2 separate regions of the Homo sapiens genome follow, and region 2 is linked to region 1. The links are chromatin loops, found by intact Hi-C in ENCODE. Cell type or tissue: PC-9. All regions are shown on one strand. Links, peaks and the distances in the headings refer to the core of each region. The heading gives the core; the rest is flanking DNA.

Region 1 (8,575 bases), core at 372-8,371:
ACTCTGTCACCCCAGCTAGAGTGCAGTGGCATGATCTCGGCTCACTGCAACCTCCACCTCCCAGGTTCAAGCAATTCTCCTGCCTCAGCCTCCTGAGTAGCTGGGATTACAGGCGTGTGCCATCACGCCCAGCTAATTTTTGTATTTTTAGTAGAGACAGGGTTTCACCATGTTGGCCAGGCTGGTCTCAAACTCCTGACCTCAAGGGATCCACCCGCCTCGGCCTCCCAAAGTGCTGGGATTACAGGCGCACCCGGCCGTGCCCCACTTTTTGATTGGAGCCCTGGAGCAGTCAGTCGCCTTCCAGCATGTCCTTATGTCCACCTGGAGTGGCTCCAGCAAAGTAGAGACAACAGCAAGGTGTGTTGAAGCTGGGACAGGGACCTTAGGTGTTCCACCCCTTTCACACTGCCCCACCTCAGTTCCCCTTGGCTTGAGTGCGGCTGGGAGAAACCCAGAAGTCCCTAGGAGGCCCTAGGGAATGCACAGGTGATTGAGAGCTGAGAGCCTGTGGACCTGCCTCAGGCTGAAGCCCAGAGATAAATGGAAAGCACTGGGGACATGGGAGGGGTTCCGGTTTGTATCTACAGGACCAGCAAAGCTGGCACAGGACCCACAAGCCGGGTAAACCACCAGGTCCTCCCAGCCAGACCCCTGACTGTGGATGTCAGCAGATGTAAAGGCCACTGAGGACCAGAGGGCAACACAGAGCCCTGCACCCAGAGTTATCCACAGGGTGGGGCTGGGAGCGGGAGAGGCAGGAAGGGGACACACCCAGAGAGGAGGTGACAGTCCAGGCAGGGACTTGGCTGAAATTTTATCCAAGAAGAGGCTGAACTAACTTAATAAAACTAACTAAATAAAACTTAATAAAGCGATTCTCCTGCCTCAGCCTCCTGAGTGGCTGGGATTACAGGCATGCGCCACCATGCCCAGCTAATTTTTGTATTTTTAGTAGAGACAGGGTTTCTGCATGTTGGTCAGGCTGGTCTTGAACTCCCAACCTCAGGTGATCTACCCACCTCGGCCTCCCAAACCTGAGAGGCGGAGGTTGCAGTGAGCCGAGATCACGACGTTGCACACCAGCCTGGGCAACAAGAGCGAAACTGTCTGAAAAAAAAACGTAACTTTCAATGAGTTTTGGCAAATGTGTACAATTGCGTAACTATCACCTCAGTTAAGATAAGGACAATTCCATCACCCCGAAAAGGTTCTTCATACCTTTGTGTAGTCAGTCATGCTCCCCTTACCCCCTCACCGACCTGATGTCCATCTCAGTAATTTGGCCTTTTCCAGAATTTTATATGAATAAAATCATGTAAAATGTAGCTTTTTTTTTTCTTTTTTTTGAGACAAGGTCTCACTCCTGTTGCCCAGGCTGGAGTGTAGTGGCAAGATTTCAGCTCACTGCAACCTTGACTTCCCAGGTTCTTGTGATCCTCCCACTTCAGCCTCCCGAGTAGTTGGGACTACAGGCACAACCGCCACACCCAGCTAACATTCTGTATTTTTATAGAGACAGAGTTTTGTCATGTTGCCCAGGCTGGTCTTGAACTAGGCTCAAGCAATCCACCTACATGAACCTCTCAAAACGCTAGGATTTCAGGCTTGAGCCACCGCGCCCAGCTTGTGCTAAACTTTTAAACGTTATTTCCTTTACTATCTCAGCTTCCTCCTCCTCCACTCAGCCTTCTCTGCGAATTGCTTTATATGGACAAAACTGGGACCAGCAGCAACCTCCACAGCTGCCCCAACCCCACCACCAGACCCTTGTGTGACAACAGTCCCCAGGGTCATGGGTCTGGATCGTTGACATTCTAATCTTATTGGTTCTCTGCAACACTTTCTTTGGGTTATTTCTCTCTTTTTTTTCCCCCACCTCTTAGGACACAGAAGCTCTTTCTTCAGATCCCCCCCACTTATAGCCCCCTCCTCTCCTCCTCACCTGTTGGCCCTCTGCCCTGGCAGCCTGGTTCCCCAGGGAATCCATGCACAAGGGCCTCCCTCCCTTCCATGCACTCCTCCCCTTCTGCACAATCTTCCTCCTCTCTTCTCATCGTCTGTCTTCTATCACCTTGTTTTCTGTGCCCAGGCCCTCTCGTGATCTCATTTGCCACAGATACACCCTGCTGCCCAGCTCCTGCCCGCAGGCATCATTTGATCGATGGGTTTGAGGTTTGTTGACAGTTGGGGTTTTTCTCTCTCAGTGAGGAAGAAGCAAGAAACCTCAACACTGCAATTTCCTCAACTCCCAGTGACGGTGACAAATTCTGAGGCTCCAGGGCGGGGGCTGTGTCTTCACATGCCCTGTGGAGTGTTGTCCTCACAGTGGTAAATAAATAAGGAGGTGAAAAGGTAAGACAAGAGGGAGCAGCATCTGTGCTTAGGGGCAGGGCTCAATTTGTCTGATGTGGGAGGACCTCAAAGGTGTCTCTCTTCTCACCTAGGCCAGACATTTGCAAGCTGACTGCCCTAAAGGAGCTGTACACACCTTCTTCATCCACCATGTGCCTTAGCAAAGGGTCACACCCAGGGAACTGAAGCTCTCTCTGTGTCTCTAGGGGTGGGAAGGCAGTGTCTGTGGTTATCCACCTCCATTCAGAGCCAAGTGAGTTCAGACTGCTGGGTTCTCGTCCTAAACTCTTTCACCGACTACCCCTGAGGCCTTGAGCAAGTGACCTAACCTCCTCCTCGTGCTTCTGTTTCCCCATCTTTACAATGACAGTCGTCATGGGGACAAATTCACTGGGTTGTAGTACAGATGGAATGAGAGCAAGCCGTCGCGCAGAAGACGTGCTCAACAAATGGAAACCACTGCTATCATTTTCATTCTTATTATCTCAATTTAGGAAACAAGGATCCCGACATTGCAAGCTATTCCAGGTGAAGCTAAAAAGAAGATAATCCCCAAGTCTCTGGGTAAAGAAACTCACTGCCACCCTCAATCAAATCAAAGCCAGATTCCGTGATGTTGGTAGTGAAGGGGAAGTCCCCCCAGGGGTGGGGTGGAGTGAGGTGTGGCTTTCCTTACCCATTGGTGGTACCAGTGAGACGAGGGAGAAATCTCCCAGGAAAGGTGAGCCTTGGAGGGCAAAACACAGCCAAGAGATCTAACCGCTTTTCCCATGTGGAGAGTCTCCTGCCAGCCAGAGCCAATCTCAGGAAATATGAGTTCGATTTTATTAAGGAAACCAACACGTTTCCTTCTGTCTAATGTAGCCTCTGTGTTATTCACATTGTTGGCTCCCAGGATGTGAAATGTCATCCTAGTACAGAACCCAGAAAAGAGTGGGCTGAATGTCTCTTTAGAGAGCTTTAGCCAACTATTTAAAAAAGTGGAGTCTACCTTCCTAACAGAGTTAATAATCACATGCCTTTATAGGAAGCAGTAGTAATAGTTGTGGTAATAATAACAGCTGACTTTTTCTCTTAGCAGTTGCAGTATAAGGTTCATAACCATCCTGTTAAGATGGTATTATTTATAGTCATCACTCAGTATCTTGCTGGGATTGGCTCCAGCACCCCCTTGGATACCAAAATCCACGGATACTCAAGTTTCTGATATAAAATGGTATAGTATTTGCATATAACCTAGGCACATCCTTCCATATACTTTTTTGTTTCTTTGTTTGTTTGTAACAGAGTCTTACTCCTTCGCCCAGGCTGGAGTGCAGTGTCATGATCATAGCTCACTGCAGCCTCAAACTCCTGTGCTAAAGCAATCCTCCTGCCTCAGCCTCCTGAGTAGCTGAGACTACAGGTGCACCACAGCACCAGGCTGATTTTTTTTTTAAGTTCTTATAGAGACAGGGTCTTACTAATGTTTACGAGGCTGATCTCAAACTCCTGGGGCCTTAGGCGATCCTCCTGCCTTGGCCTCCCAAAGTACCGTTATTACAGATATGAGACACTGTGCCTGGCCAACTTTCCTATACTTTAAATCATCTCTAGATAACTTATCATGTCAAATATTAATACAATGTAAATTCCATGCAAATGGTTGTTATACTATATTGTTTTTATCTGTATTATTTTTGTTGTATTGTTGTTTTTATTGTTGGGTTTTTTTCAATATTTTCTATCTGTGGTTGGTTGAATCCACAGATGTGGAAACTGTGGATATGGAAAGCTGACTGTATTAGAATTTTATAGAACAAGAAACTAAGGCTTCATTAATTTAAATAGCCTGCTAGGATCATAAAGATGGGAGGCATTCTCCAACCCTTGTTTGATTCTGGATTTGAACTTGGGTCAGCTTGAATTCAACGCCAGAGTGCCTAACAGTATTTTGTCTCTTAGAGGAGTCTAGATTGCAACTGCATTTCAACCTAGTAAGAAAAGCATGTATAAGATCTGCTTTCTTTCTGATCTCCTCTGGGTATTTGTTTTCTTATGAAAGTCTGAGAAAGTCGCAAAGTTCAGCCCCAAAGAATGAACAAGTGGTTCATTTCTGCCCCCTAGAGGAGGTAAGGAAGGTCATGGTTAAAATGAGTGTTCAGAATCGCAATAGATCCAGCCCTGCAATAGAGCCAAACCTAAAAACAAACTACTTTCAGTTCATGAAAGGGAGGTGATAATGGGTTAGGGATTATCTGGATCAAGAGTGAGAACAGTGTATCAGGGTCCTGCCTGGATATATACTGGATATATATATATATATAGTGTGTGTGGAGATATATATATATATATAGTGTGTGTGTGTGTGTGTGTGTGTGTGTGTGTGTGTATATATATACAGCTTGCATATATATATATACAGCTTGCATATATATATATACAGCTTGCATATATATATACAGCTTGCATATATATATACAGCTTGCATATATATATATATACAGCTTGCATATATATATATATACAGCTTGCATATATATATATATATATACAGCTTGCATATATATATATATACAGCTTGCATATATATATATATATATATACAGCTTGCATATATATATATATATATACAGCTTGCAAATATATATATATATATTTACAAGTATATATATATATATATATATATATATATATATATATATATATACACTGTTCTATCAGGGTCCTGAATAGACTCATTCTAGTCTAGTATTCAGACTAGAACTTTCATCTTTAACATGTGCCCCAAATGATTCTTTCACTAAGGCAACTTTGAGAAACAGGTGCATATAATTTATTCATCCAGCAAGGGCTTGAATAACACCTTCCATCCACAAGCCACTGTTACTAAGGCATTTGCTGGACCCCAAGGGAGTGGAGTCCACATCCCTGTCCTGAAGAAGCTTGGTCAATTACACTATCTCTCAGGGCCTTGCCTTTGTTATTGAGAAAATGGCTCATCTCTAAATGGTGTGAGAGCCAGGAGACCCATGTTGGACGTGCAGACAGGGTGCACTTTACTTAATCTCCTTGGACCTCAGTTTCCTTGTCTACAACATCAGAGGGTGAATACTCATCAAGCTTCCTCCTGTGGCAAGATTCTGAAGTTCCCAGGCCCTGTGGAGAGCGTACAGGGAAACCTTACTTAGGTGACCTGCTTAGGAGTCTGGTCTCCATGACTGTGCAGATCCACCTCCTGCCAAATGGCTCATGACAATCCCAGGAGCAGGCTGTGGTCTCCCTGATCCTGAGGTTCAGAGCTTTTGGTGTTCCCGTCACTGGCATTCACGCCACACTGTAGGAGCCTTCTTTTCATTGATGTAAACTCTGTTCACAAAAAGGGTCTGGGGAAAATAAAGTTGATTTGGAAAAAGAAATTTCTCTAGAAACCCAAATAAGGCTTCTTATTTCTAGAAACCCCCAAATAAGACTTCCTGAAATGTGGAGTCAGATGAACCAGCCTTTAAATCCTAGCTCTGTTACTCAATAGCTGTGTGATTTGAGGCAAGTCATCCATTTTAAACTTGGTCTCTTCATCTGTGGAATGGACATAAAAAGAGTACCCAAAGCTGGGTGTGGTGGCATGCACCTGTGTTCTCAGTGACTTGGCAAGAGGCTGAGGGAGGAAGGTGACTTGAGCCCAGGAATTTGAGGCCGTAGTGCACTACAATCATGCCTATGAATTGCCACTGCATTCCGGCTTGGGCAACATAGTGAGACCTCATCTCTAAAAATATATAGGTATAATAGAATAGTTTGTATCTCACTGAGTCATGGTGAAGATTAAATGAGACTAGACTAATACCTGGTGCATAATAGGTATGCTGAAATATTTCCTTTTTTTTTTTTTTTTTTTTTTGAGACGGAGTCTCGCCCTGTCACCCAGGCTAGAGTGTCGTGGCGCGATCTCGGCTCACTGCAAGCTCCACCTCCTGGGTTCACGCCATTCTCCTGCCTCAGCCTCCCGAGTAGCTGGGATTACAGGCGCCTACCACCACGCTCGGCTAATTTTTTTGTATTTTTTAGTAGATACGGGGTTTCACCATGTTAGCCAGGATGGTCTCGATCTCCTGACCTCGTGATCCGCCTGCCTCGGCCTCCCAAAGTGCTGGGATTACGGGCATGAGCCACTGCGCCCAGCCTATTTCCTATTGTTATTACGATTAATACTGCTGATGCTAGTTTTACCTTCAGAGACTGTTACAATTGGAAAATAAAGAAACAGTTCATAGTCAGGACCCCACCCAAGGATTTAGCACCCAAATCACTCCAGAGAACTCCAGCTCGACCTTGGCAGTCATCCAGGATGCCACATGTCCTCTCACTCTTGTTTAAAGATGTCCTAATAGAGCCAAACTTCTTTTGCCAAATTTCTCAAAATGAGTCCTTTAGTGGATCCTTGGGCTTATAGTACCACTACCACATCATCCAAGGGGCATGGCCATCTGGGTTTGAGGTTACAGAAAAAGAGAGGGGCCTAGGACCAGGGCCAAGGCAAGCTCATAGACACTCCTTGCAGGAGCAAGGTCAACAAGCAAGACCCATGAGGACTGAAATAAGGATCTACTTGACACTCAGATTGACTGCATTTGGAGAGCCAATAATTGCTGCCTTTGCCCTTATAATAAACTACAGCTTTTGAAGAAAATTTAAAAACAAAATAAAATCCACAAAAACATGCAGGCATTGCTGGGCAGCAGCAAACAAACATACTGGATTGTTCAGAAAGACTGCTAAGATCTTAAGAGCAAATTGTTTATAAACTGCAGAGAAAAGTTGTAATAAGAACTGGCTTCAGCACTAAAACACAGCTTTTGATTCTCCACCATCTCACTCCAACCCAAGAGAATAGCAGCAGCTGTTAGGTGTAAGGGAGCCTGTGGGCCTATTTAGGGGTGAGGGTAAGGTATAGAGGGGCACAGGCTCTCATCTCACAATTAACAAAGGGCCCCACATTCTGGCTTTTGACATTAGCTCCAGATGACAGGTCTGAAAGAAGCAATGTTCAGGATAGAACTCTCAACTTGTGTTCCTCACTGCCTGTAGAGCACTGTAAAATATTTAAAATGTACCCTGGAATTATCATGCAAAAACACATTACCTTTACTATTTTTTTCTGTGATAGAAGTATTAATTTGTCAAATGTAAACATTTAAAATACACCACAGTAGCATGCACCTGTGGTTCCAGCTACTTGGGAGGCTGAGGTGGGAGGATTGCTTGAGCCCAGGAGGTTGAGGCTTCAGTGAACCATGATCGCGCTACTGCACTCCAGCCTGGGTGACAGAGTGAGATTCTGTCTCAAAACAAACAAACAAACAAACACACAAACAAAAAACACCACCGCTCTCACCATCTTTTGGTGGGGGGTGTTGGCATTTCTTCATATTTTAATATACTAGGAACCTCAAAAAAATGGAAGTAACTGTGGGTCACTCTTGTCTTCTGAGAGGCCCTGGCACAGACCTGGGGATGGGAGTGAAGAATCAGGGCAGCCCTGGATGTAACTGTCTCTCCTGCAGAAGTGGTTGCTCCCTAGTCCAAACAGGTTTTTATCAGAATCTCTTTACTTCTCCATAAGAGGTAAAGATCAGTCCTCACCTTCTCATTCACCCACGGAAGAGACGCATTGCAAGGACAAACCCTGAAAATGTTGCTGGTCCAACCAAACTGACAGGGCCCCTGAGTATATCCACAAGAGGAGTGCCTGGCACCAGCTCTACACCCATCTTAGCAGGGTATGAACCACAGACAGCACTTTCCTGGGGGGAGGGATTCTTGACTGTTCTACACCATGTCCCAGAGAATACCAACAAGTTTTCTTTTACCTCTTATGTAAACTTCCAAAGCCTATGATAAAATAAATCAAAATTCTAACCCAAGCATTCACCATCTGCCCCATCACCATATAATTAAGATGATGTACTTAGCCTTGAAATACAGAACTTTTCTGTTAGCCTGTCACAAAAGGTTCACAGTTTCCCTCTCTGGCTTGGATATGGTTTGGATATTTGGCTCCTCCAAATCTCATATTGAAATGTGATCCCAGTGATGAAGGTGGGGCCTAGTAGGAGGTGTTTGGGTCATGGGGGCAGATCCCTTATGAATGGCTTGGTGCCCTCCCCATGGTAATGAGTCCTCACTCTATGAGTTTGTAGAAGATGTGATTGTTTAAGACAATGTGGCACCTGCCCCGCAC
Region 2 (8,575 bases), core at 454-8,453, 55 kb before region 1:
AAGAGGAAAAAGGTCCTTTCATTGCGCACGCGATGCACGCGGAATGTGCCCTCCAGGACAAGCTCCCCGTAGGTGGTCAGGTCGGGCCCCTTCCAGTTGATGAGGAGTGACTGAATCTCCTGCAGCAGAGGGGCCCCAATCCCTAGAGTCAGGCCACTGGGGCCTTAGGAGGCTCTGCAAACCCTGCCACAAAGGCTCCCCCAATGCCACTGCCCAGCTCATCCCAGCAGGGTGGCCACAGTCCCTCTTCCCAGCGGAAGCCTGGCCCACCCAGCCCTGCCCCTCCCCCAGCGTCCCAGCCCCAGAGCACCTGGAGCCGGACCGCGTGCTCATGCCTCCTCTTCATGTCGTTGATGTACCAGGCCACACAGGTCATGGTGTCAATGGCATCCTCCACCACCTCAAAGCCATCCTCTTCTTCATCAAAATGCTTGGCAATTTCCTGCGCAGAAGATAGACGCTTAGGTGCCCCTGACCCGAAGGCCCTGCCCTCCCCAGGCCCTAGGTGCTTGGGAGGACCGAGGGGCTACCTGGAGCAGCAGGTGGTACTTGAGGATGCGCTGGACTGGCTTCAGCAGGTAGGAGCCCAAGGGCAGCGAGTGCTGTAGCAGCTCCTGCCGGTCCCGAAAGAACTTGGCCTGCTGCTTGTCCCGCATGCATTCCGTCAGGGCGGCCACGGAGCTGGGAGTGGGAGAAGGGCCAGTCACCACCTGGGGAAGGCCTGGATGAGGAAGTGGGGGGCTCTGGACTCACCAAATGGCTCTGCCTTCCCTCTCACCCCAATTACTCACTTGGGGTAATTGTTGCAATACTGAGTGTAGATATCAAACTCTTGGCTCTAAGAAGAGATCAAAAATAGTGATTTCAGGGAGATTCTCATTTGACAGTAAAGATGGTGGTAGCAGATAGGCCCCTGGCCCCCAGAGCACCCTCTGTCCCCTGTTCCCAAATGCCTACAGAGCCATCTTTATACCTATTTGTCAAGGACATCCCATCCACCCAGCAGCCCTGGCTCCCCTCAGAACACCCTTCTCATTCAAGATAGAGCACCCAGGACTTTCCCTGGAAAGGAATCCCCAGGACTCAGATGTCCTCTTATGCTGGCAGTTCTTGTCTCTCTGAGCTCTCAGCAAGGTAGGACAGAGGCAAGGACCCAGCCCTTCTTACCCTTTCCACAAAGCAGCTGGCCACAGCCACGGGGTCACTATTGCAGCTGTCCAGGTCTCTGAGGAGCTGGCTGGGTGAGGGGAGAGCAGCCACTGTACCCTCTGCAGTCAGAGGACAATGCCCCTCACTGCCCCCTCCCCAACCTCCCAAACCCTGACTGACAGCCAGCCCTATTGCTTTGCTAAAGAACTGGGGCTTCTAGCCTCAGAGGGAGTCCTGCCCCAGGCAGCAACCACAGAAAGTATCCAACACAAAGCAGCCACAAAGCAGGAAGTCAGGGAGACCTACAGGCTCAACAAGAGGGAGATGAAGAGGGGACCCCCATACCCACCTCGGGAGGGGACACAGCTCCTCTGCAGGCAGAAGGAGTCAAACACACAAAAGCAGAGGATTAAAGGGTGAAGGAGAGAGAATGGGGACTAGCAAAGGAGCCAGGGCGCCCAGGATGTGGGACATGGGGAGAGACAGGTGAGTCCTGGCACCCCTAGAAACACTGCTCCCTGCCTCCTCCCTCTGTGCTCCTCCTCTTTTCCCAACCCCTCACCATTGGCCTAAGTCCTCCCTGCACCCTGCCCTCCCAGACTTCTCCAGCTTACACAGCCAGAGCTCCCTCTGCCCATCTTAAGGGGCCTGGGATACGATTCTTCCTGTCCTAGCACCGCTGTTCCCTCAAGCCCTGCCCCTCCAGAGCAGTGCACTTTCCCGGGGGAGTCTGTGGTCCCAGGCAGGAGACCCATGCCTTTTGCCCTGACACAGCCCCTGGTCAGGCCTTGTTTGGCTTCCCACATGTGTCTTGCCTGGGTTGTGCAATCCACTAATAGGTCAGATCATCTCCAGGGAGCCCTTGGGGTCAGTGGAAAGGAGGATAAGAAATTAACAGATGTGCAAATGGAAAATGAAGATGAGAAGGACAGGGAAGGTTCTCTTCCACAGGGAAGAGAACCAGTGTGCAAGGTAGGGCCCAGCAGCCCCTTGAGGGGGCACCGGCTCAGGATGGACCCAACATGCACACAACCTCAAATTACCTCCCCGTCTGCCCTTGAGAGAAAGCAGATCAGCCCAGGGCACAGAGATGGACAACCCTTCCCTGTCCTCAGAGATCAGGCCCCAGGCCCACATGTCACAGGCCCATGAGACCAGGGACATCCAGGGTTCCTCCCTAGGCCCTGAGGTGGGCCTCGCAGGCAGAACATGGTGAGTGTCAGGCCCATTCACACACCTGTTCAGCGCGTAGATATTTTCTATGTTCCCAAAGAGGGCGCTGACCTGTTCTGGCTTCAGCAGCCCGGGTGTGTCAATGATCTTCAAGAGGTAGTCCTGCGTGGAGGGAGGTGGTCAGAACCTAGCCCCCGGCACAACCCTGCCCACTACCTTCCCTAGCCACACCTCGTTTCGGCCCTGCTGTAACACCACTTCACGGACATTGCCTACTGTGAGACAGTGTCCACCCCAAAATTCATGTCCACTTGGAACCCCAGAATGTGACTTTATTTGGAAATAAGGTCTTTGTGGATGCCATTAGTTAAGGATCTCAAGATGACTTCAGATAGGATTTAGGGTGGGCCCCAAATCCAGTGGCTGCTGTCCTTATAAGAGGAGAAGGAGGACACAGAGAGACACAAAGAAAAAGGTGATGGGAAGGTGCTGGGCCGCATCTCCAGGCCAACAATGTCAAAGACTGCCAGGACCCCAGAAGCTGGATGACAGGCATAGAATGCCTACTCCCTCAGAGGCTCTGAAGGGAGCCAACCCAGCCAACACATTGATTTTTGGACTTCTGGCCTCCTGAACTGAGTGAGAACACATTTGCTGTTTTAAGCCACCCAGTGTGTGGTCATTTGTTAAGGCAGCCCTAGGAAACTAATCCACGCCCTGAGCCAGTGGGGCAGAGGGCTTCCTCAGTGGCAGCCACACAGCTGCCCTTCCGTGCCCTTCACCTACAAGGTAGGTGTCGCTTCCTCTTACAGAGGAGGAACCTGAGGCTCCGCACAGCCAGGAAACAACAGGGCAGGGGATGCATGGGGCCAGGCCCAGAGCCCATGTCTTCACTCCATTCAGTCTCTGTGGCACAGGCTCTCTAGAGCCATCTTCCCAGGCAGGCTGGGGATCCACCCTATCAACGATGCTCACTCCTGTCGGCCCAAGCTACTGATCTGGCCCAAGGTCCTAGGGAAGCCTCAGGGGTCAACAGCTTTCACAGTGCAGTCAGCGAGGGTGGGAGACCCCAGTTCTCCAACTACTTTATGGGAAGCAGGTCTTTTGAGAGCTTCCCTCCCAGGGTGAAACAGGCTTCTGCTAGAATACTGTGCCGCAAGGCCTCCGACACGCACCTCCACGATGCTGCGCAGGTCCTGTACGTACATGCGCTCTGTCTCCACGATCTCCCGCACCACTCGGCCCAGGTAGCTGAGCTTGTGGTGTGCAGGCCCTGCCGCTGCCCGGCTGTTGAACGGGGAGAGGGGCCCCTTCACGTTCAACCAGCTGCTGGAGTTGTTGTTGCTGTTGGGCAGATGCCGGCTTCTCAGGGAGCCTGCCCCATTCTTGGCGGGAGCCTCGGAGCTGCTGGGCTCCTCCATGGCACTGCGACTGTCACAGGAGGAGCCCGACGAGGAGGTGGTAGAGGTCAGGCTCACCGGCCGCTCCTGGCTGCCATCCTGGTGGAGGGAGGTGGACACAGGCATCCTGGCATTGCTGCCTGGGGAGGGCACCCCAGGGAGATTCTGCAACAAGACAGACAGATGAAGGGTCAACCTCTGAATGCCCACAGAAACAGAACAGAGGGACGGTTGCCAGGGGTGGGGGCAGGTGGGGTGGGAAGGTATTATTTAGTGCATCCAGAGTTCAGTTTTAGAAGATGAAAAGGTTCTGTGGATAGACAGTGATGACATTGCACAATGATATGAATGTACCTACTGTCACTGAACTGTACACTTAAAATGGTGAAGATGGTAAATTTTATGTTATGTGTATTTACATTTAACACAATTAACAAAACAAAACTGAATCCCAAGAAGGGCCCTGTTCTCAGACTCTATGAGCACTGATGAGGGTGCCCAAGTCCACCTGCCAGCACAGTGGTCCAGGTACCCTCTAAGGAATTCACAGCCCAGCCCCACTGCTGGGGCACAGTACTTAGTCCCTCAGAGCCTCAGCTCCTCACCTGTAAAATGAGGATGGATACAGCCTACCCCATGGCTGTGTCCTCCCAGATGAAGCCACCTGCTGTTCGTAAAGCTCTGAGCATGATGCCTGGCATAGGGTACGTGCTCCATACACCATCAATATGGTGATAATAATGGCAGTTGTGAAGAAGAACTTCCCAAGTGCCCCCCTGTCTGTGGCCTGTGCTGGGGTCACTGTACAGGGATGGGCAAAGATCTGGTTCTTACAATGTTAAGACAAGACACATAACAGGGGTAATATTCTCCCTAAGACTGCAAAACCTCAGGGGCACCGGCGGCTTCACCACAAACCTGAAACTTTCTGGATACTGACTGGCTGAGCCAGCATTATCCCCCGACTCCGCAGCCCCACCCCAGCACCTGGTACAGGCTGCCTCTGACTCATCCCAGGCCCCAGGAAATTCCCCAGGGCTAAGCCATCAGTGAGTCTCTGTAAGCTCCCCTTGGCACAGCTGGGCGGGGGCAGCAGAGAAAGCAGTAAACTGCACCCAGGTGAGGCAAACAGAGCCTCAGGTGGACTTTATTCCCAAAGCAGATGGTGTGGCTCACAGGCAGGCCCACCTGGAGCAGCCGGGGGATGGAAGGGTGGAGTGGCCAGACTACTTCAGGCTGCAGCCTTTGGGAAGGACAGGGACACCCATGCAACACCCATGCCCACCCCTTAGAGCTCACCAATGCCACTTTGCAGAGTACACATTTCATTGCTATTTCACAGGAAAACAGTAAGTTCCTGGGCATCCCTCTCACCCCTACTGACCCGAGTCTTCTACCCCTAGCTCTAGGGCTCAGAAGTGACTAGACCCCAGACATGACTAAAGGGCAGAGACTTGAGCTACAAGGAGAAGAATCTAGAAGCTGCCATTACTCTGGGAACCCTTGACACTGACCCCTGGTTTTCTGTGCCTATGCCTCAACCTGGAAACCAACACCCCTGGGTCTCCGGCTTTTGCAAATGTTCTCTCTGCCTTGGCGTTATCTCGTCCCCATCCACCCCATACAGTACCATCCCCCAACCTATGTAATTTACATCCAATCTTTAGGTCTCCAATTAGACATCGCCCCCTCCAGGAACCTTCCAATATCCCCCAAACCTGGGGAACTCTTTCTGTGTTCTCTTACTACCTCCCAGGTTTCTCCTACTGTAGCACTGGCCTGAGACAGTGTGACTAGTTTGAGACCCTCTGCCCTACACCATTAGTTACTAAAAAGCAGGGGTCTTAAGGGCCAATTTAACAAATGAACAACAATGGTGAACAAACTGATGCTTTTACTGAGGTACAGATCAAGCGCCTCAAGACCTACTTACCACCTGCCGCTAACCTGGCCGGGATGCTCTGGAGCACAGCACTTTGTCACTGTGTCTCACTGGAGGGGGTCACCTCCAAGGAGCTCTGTATGAGCCTCTCAACTTGCAGATGGGGACTCAGTGGCAGCCCAGTGCTCCCCTCCGCAGCCCAGTGCAATGCCCAGAGGGCTAATTAGCAGGATCATTTTGGTAAAGCTCTTTGAGCTGCTCAGAAGAGAGCCCCCTGGGAATTGTAGGGCTGTTGCTTTTTCCTCCCTCCTCAAAAGGGCCTTTACAATTAATCAGCTATGCCTTTTACAGAACCAGCAGGCAGGGCAACACCATGTCATTCCAGCACTGACAGATAAAAACCCAAGCTCCACCCCAGCCCTTAACCCCCAGCCCTGTGGCACTCTGATGTCCTTCAAAGTGCACTGCAGTCAGGCACCCCACCCACCCACCACCACCATCCCAGCAGGGAACAAAGGGGCAGGGATTTACAGCCTAAGACCTTTCCCAGATCACATCTGGGGTCAGTCAGCTTCTCTGGGGAAGCTAAATGGAAACGGCCCCACTCCCAAATGGATTTCACAGCCAGCCAGTTCACAGTCTTAAAGCAAAAGATTACTCACAGCCCCACCCCTACCCCAACACACACACCATTAGGGAGATTTGTCTCTAAAAGGGACCTTTTGAGGGTCCCTCTCTGGGGATCCCACTGTAAGAGGATAGCAACATAAGCACACTTCAAACCCAGAAACTAATATGTCTTTTCTACTTACAGAAGTTTTCTCTCTGATTGATCATAGGCTACCTGTCTGCAAACTAAGCTCCTATCTCCTAAGGCTAAAACAAAGCATAACAGCCAACTGCTGAAATGCTCTGAGCGCTCTGTATATATTAAAGTGCCTAACCCCTTGCAACAACTCCAGAAGGTAGGTTCTATTACTACCCTCATTTTATACATGCAGGTACTGAGGCCACAGAAGTAGTAAGTGGTAGAGCCTGGACTTGAACTCAGGCACTGAGGCTCCAGAGTTCATGCTCTCCTGCCCACTGCCTCCCTAATGGACTACACACCAGACAGGGCCACAAGCAAAGGATTGGTCACAGCCCTGGCTGCCATGGCTTTGCTTCAGCATAAGCTGCAGGGGACATATGAAGACCTGAAGGATTGGGGCTTATGACATGACACTCGGAAGGACTGAGTCAAGATTCCTTAGGGCAGTTTTTGGGCCTGCTACTATGTGACCTTTGGCCATTCATTCTCTGGCTGGAACAATATGGTAAAATACAGATTCCCGGTCAAAGGATCACAGGTCATGGGTAAGCAGAAAGGAAGAGGGAGAAAGTATGAGGTCACCAGGATTGGACTATAAACTTCTTGGATGACGAGAGAAGCCCTGTAGTGACCAGGAGACCCACGATCACAAGGCTCTCTCTCTCTTGGGCAGGAGGACTTGCTGGAAAAGAGCCAAGAGCCCAAGAAAGGGAGGGCTGAAGAACAAATGAGGCACTGAGTACAAAGCAGGACACTAGTGCAGACTGTCAGGAGGCACCGTTTGATGGTGACGGATAAGAGGCATCGCTCTCAGAGTGCATTCTGAGTGCACTGCACTCAGCTGGAGTGCATTCTGGCCCTAAGACACCGGATTGGAACCATTATGTGTGTGTAGCTCAGACTCCCACAGAGACAGTTAAAGTGCCTCCCCTGGTGCTCCCCGGGCGGGGTCAGCCTTTCCTTCCTACCTGAAGAGCACCACTCCATACTATAAGATTCCCCCAAGCCAGGATGAGAACTCAGGTCTTCAAACACATCTCGGAAGACCCTGTCTGCTAGGGAAGTAGGAGGCCAGAGAAGGAGGTGATGAGGCAGGCAGCAACCAAACCCTCAAACCAGGTACCCACGCCTACCCCATCCTACCACATACGGGTCTCCAGTTCTCTTAAGTATGCCCCAGCCATGACCTCTTCCATCTTGCAACATGAATCAATCCAGTCAGTCATCAATCAGTGAATCAGTCTTCTAGAAAACTCGCTTTCTCGGCCAGGCATGATGGCTCACGCCTGTAATCCCAGCACTGTGGGAGGCAGAGGGGGGCAGATCACTTGAGGTCAGGAGTTTGAGACTGGCCAGGCCAACATGGTGAAACCCCATCTCTACTAAAAATACAAAAATTAGCTGGGCATAGTGGCAGGTGCCTGTAATCCCAGCTACTCGGGGGGCTGAGGCAGAAGAATCGCTTGAACCTGGAAGGCAGATGTTTCAGTGAGCTGAGATCGCGCCACTGTACTCCAGCCTGGGTGACAGCATGAGACTCCATCTCAAAAAAAAAGAAAAAAGAAAACTCTTTCTCAAGTCCTATACTTGTGAAACCTTCTTTGAGCAGGTCCCCAAAGACTTTTCTCTTTTTTTGAGGCAGGGTCTCCCTCTGTCACCCAGGCTGGAGTGCAGTGGTGCAATCACAGCTCATTGCAGCCTCGACCTCAAGCGATCCTCCTGCCTCAGCCTCCTAAAGTGCTGGGATTAACAGGTGTGAGCCACCACACCCAGCCAGGCTTTCTTTTTGATGGGCCTAAGCAGCAGCTCAGACATACACCTTTAAGGATCCAGGGGCAGAAGAGGGGGAGAGAGGGAGGTTTCTTTTCTTTTTCTTTAAATTTAAGCCTAAACCACACCACACCCTTCCTCCACCCACACCTACCCTCTGGAGGAGCTTCCCTGAATATTGCAGGTGCAGAGGCAGGCAGGCTACAGCAGGCCCCTGGATTCCGAGCACAGCAGACTGGGGCCACATCCTTCCCCTCCCCACTACGCCTCAGCACCATGCCCCATTCTGACCCAACAGGAAAGAAAAAAGGCACACCCTCATAACCCACAACAGCCTCAGTGTTCTGTCCTCAGGTCTCCTGTCACTGAGGCAATGGGACCCTGCTCCTC

What was found. A loop is a pair of places that touch in the nucleus more often than their neighbours do. Peaks named below come from ENCODE experiments on the same cell type or tissue, not always from the same donor. Only the 100,000 strongest peaks of a DNase experiment are listed, where the experiment ranks them.
Region 2: a loop joins it to region 1, with 5 times the contacts of the local background. A loop is called at or near these places in 22 of 110 quality-filtered maps.

The regions. Positions count from the first base shown.
Region 1 is chr14:64,667,590-64,676,164 of GRCh38, reverse strand. No RefSeq gene overlaps it. Among named protein-coding and RNA genes, the nearest start is that of PLEKHG3, 33 kb to the left of the region's middle. RefSeq lists enhancers at 1-278, 279-779. In PC-9, for the core only: CTCF peaks have their summits at 4,262 and 4,467 (motif pointing left); DNase peaks (open chromatin) are centred at 2,224 and 4,454.
Region 2 is chr14:64,722,905-64,731,479 of GRCh38, reverse strand. PLEKHG3 (pleckstrin homology and RhoGEF domain containing G3) reads right to left here. Exons shown (of 17, transcript NM_001308147.2): 2 at 3,498-3,887; 3 at 2,387-2,484; 4 at 1,168-1,237; 5 at 792-838; 6 at 531-681; 7 at 311-442; 8 at 1-119. The coding sequence starts at 3,848. Among named protein-coding and RNA genes, the nearest start is that of PLEKHG3, 23 kb to the right of the region's middle. RefSeq lists enhancers at 1,591-2,242, 2,896-3,547. In PC-9, for the core only: no CTCF peak of the experiment used is centred there; a DNase peak (open chromatin) is centred at 4,749; H3K27ac peaks cover 1,491 bases.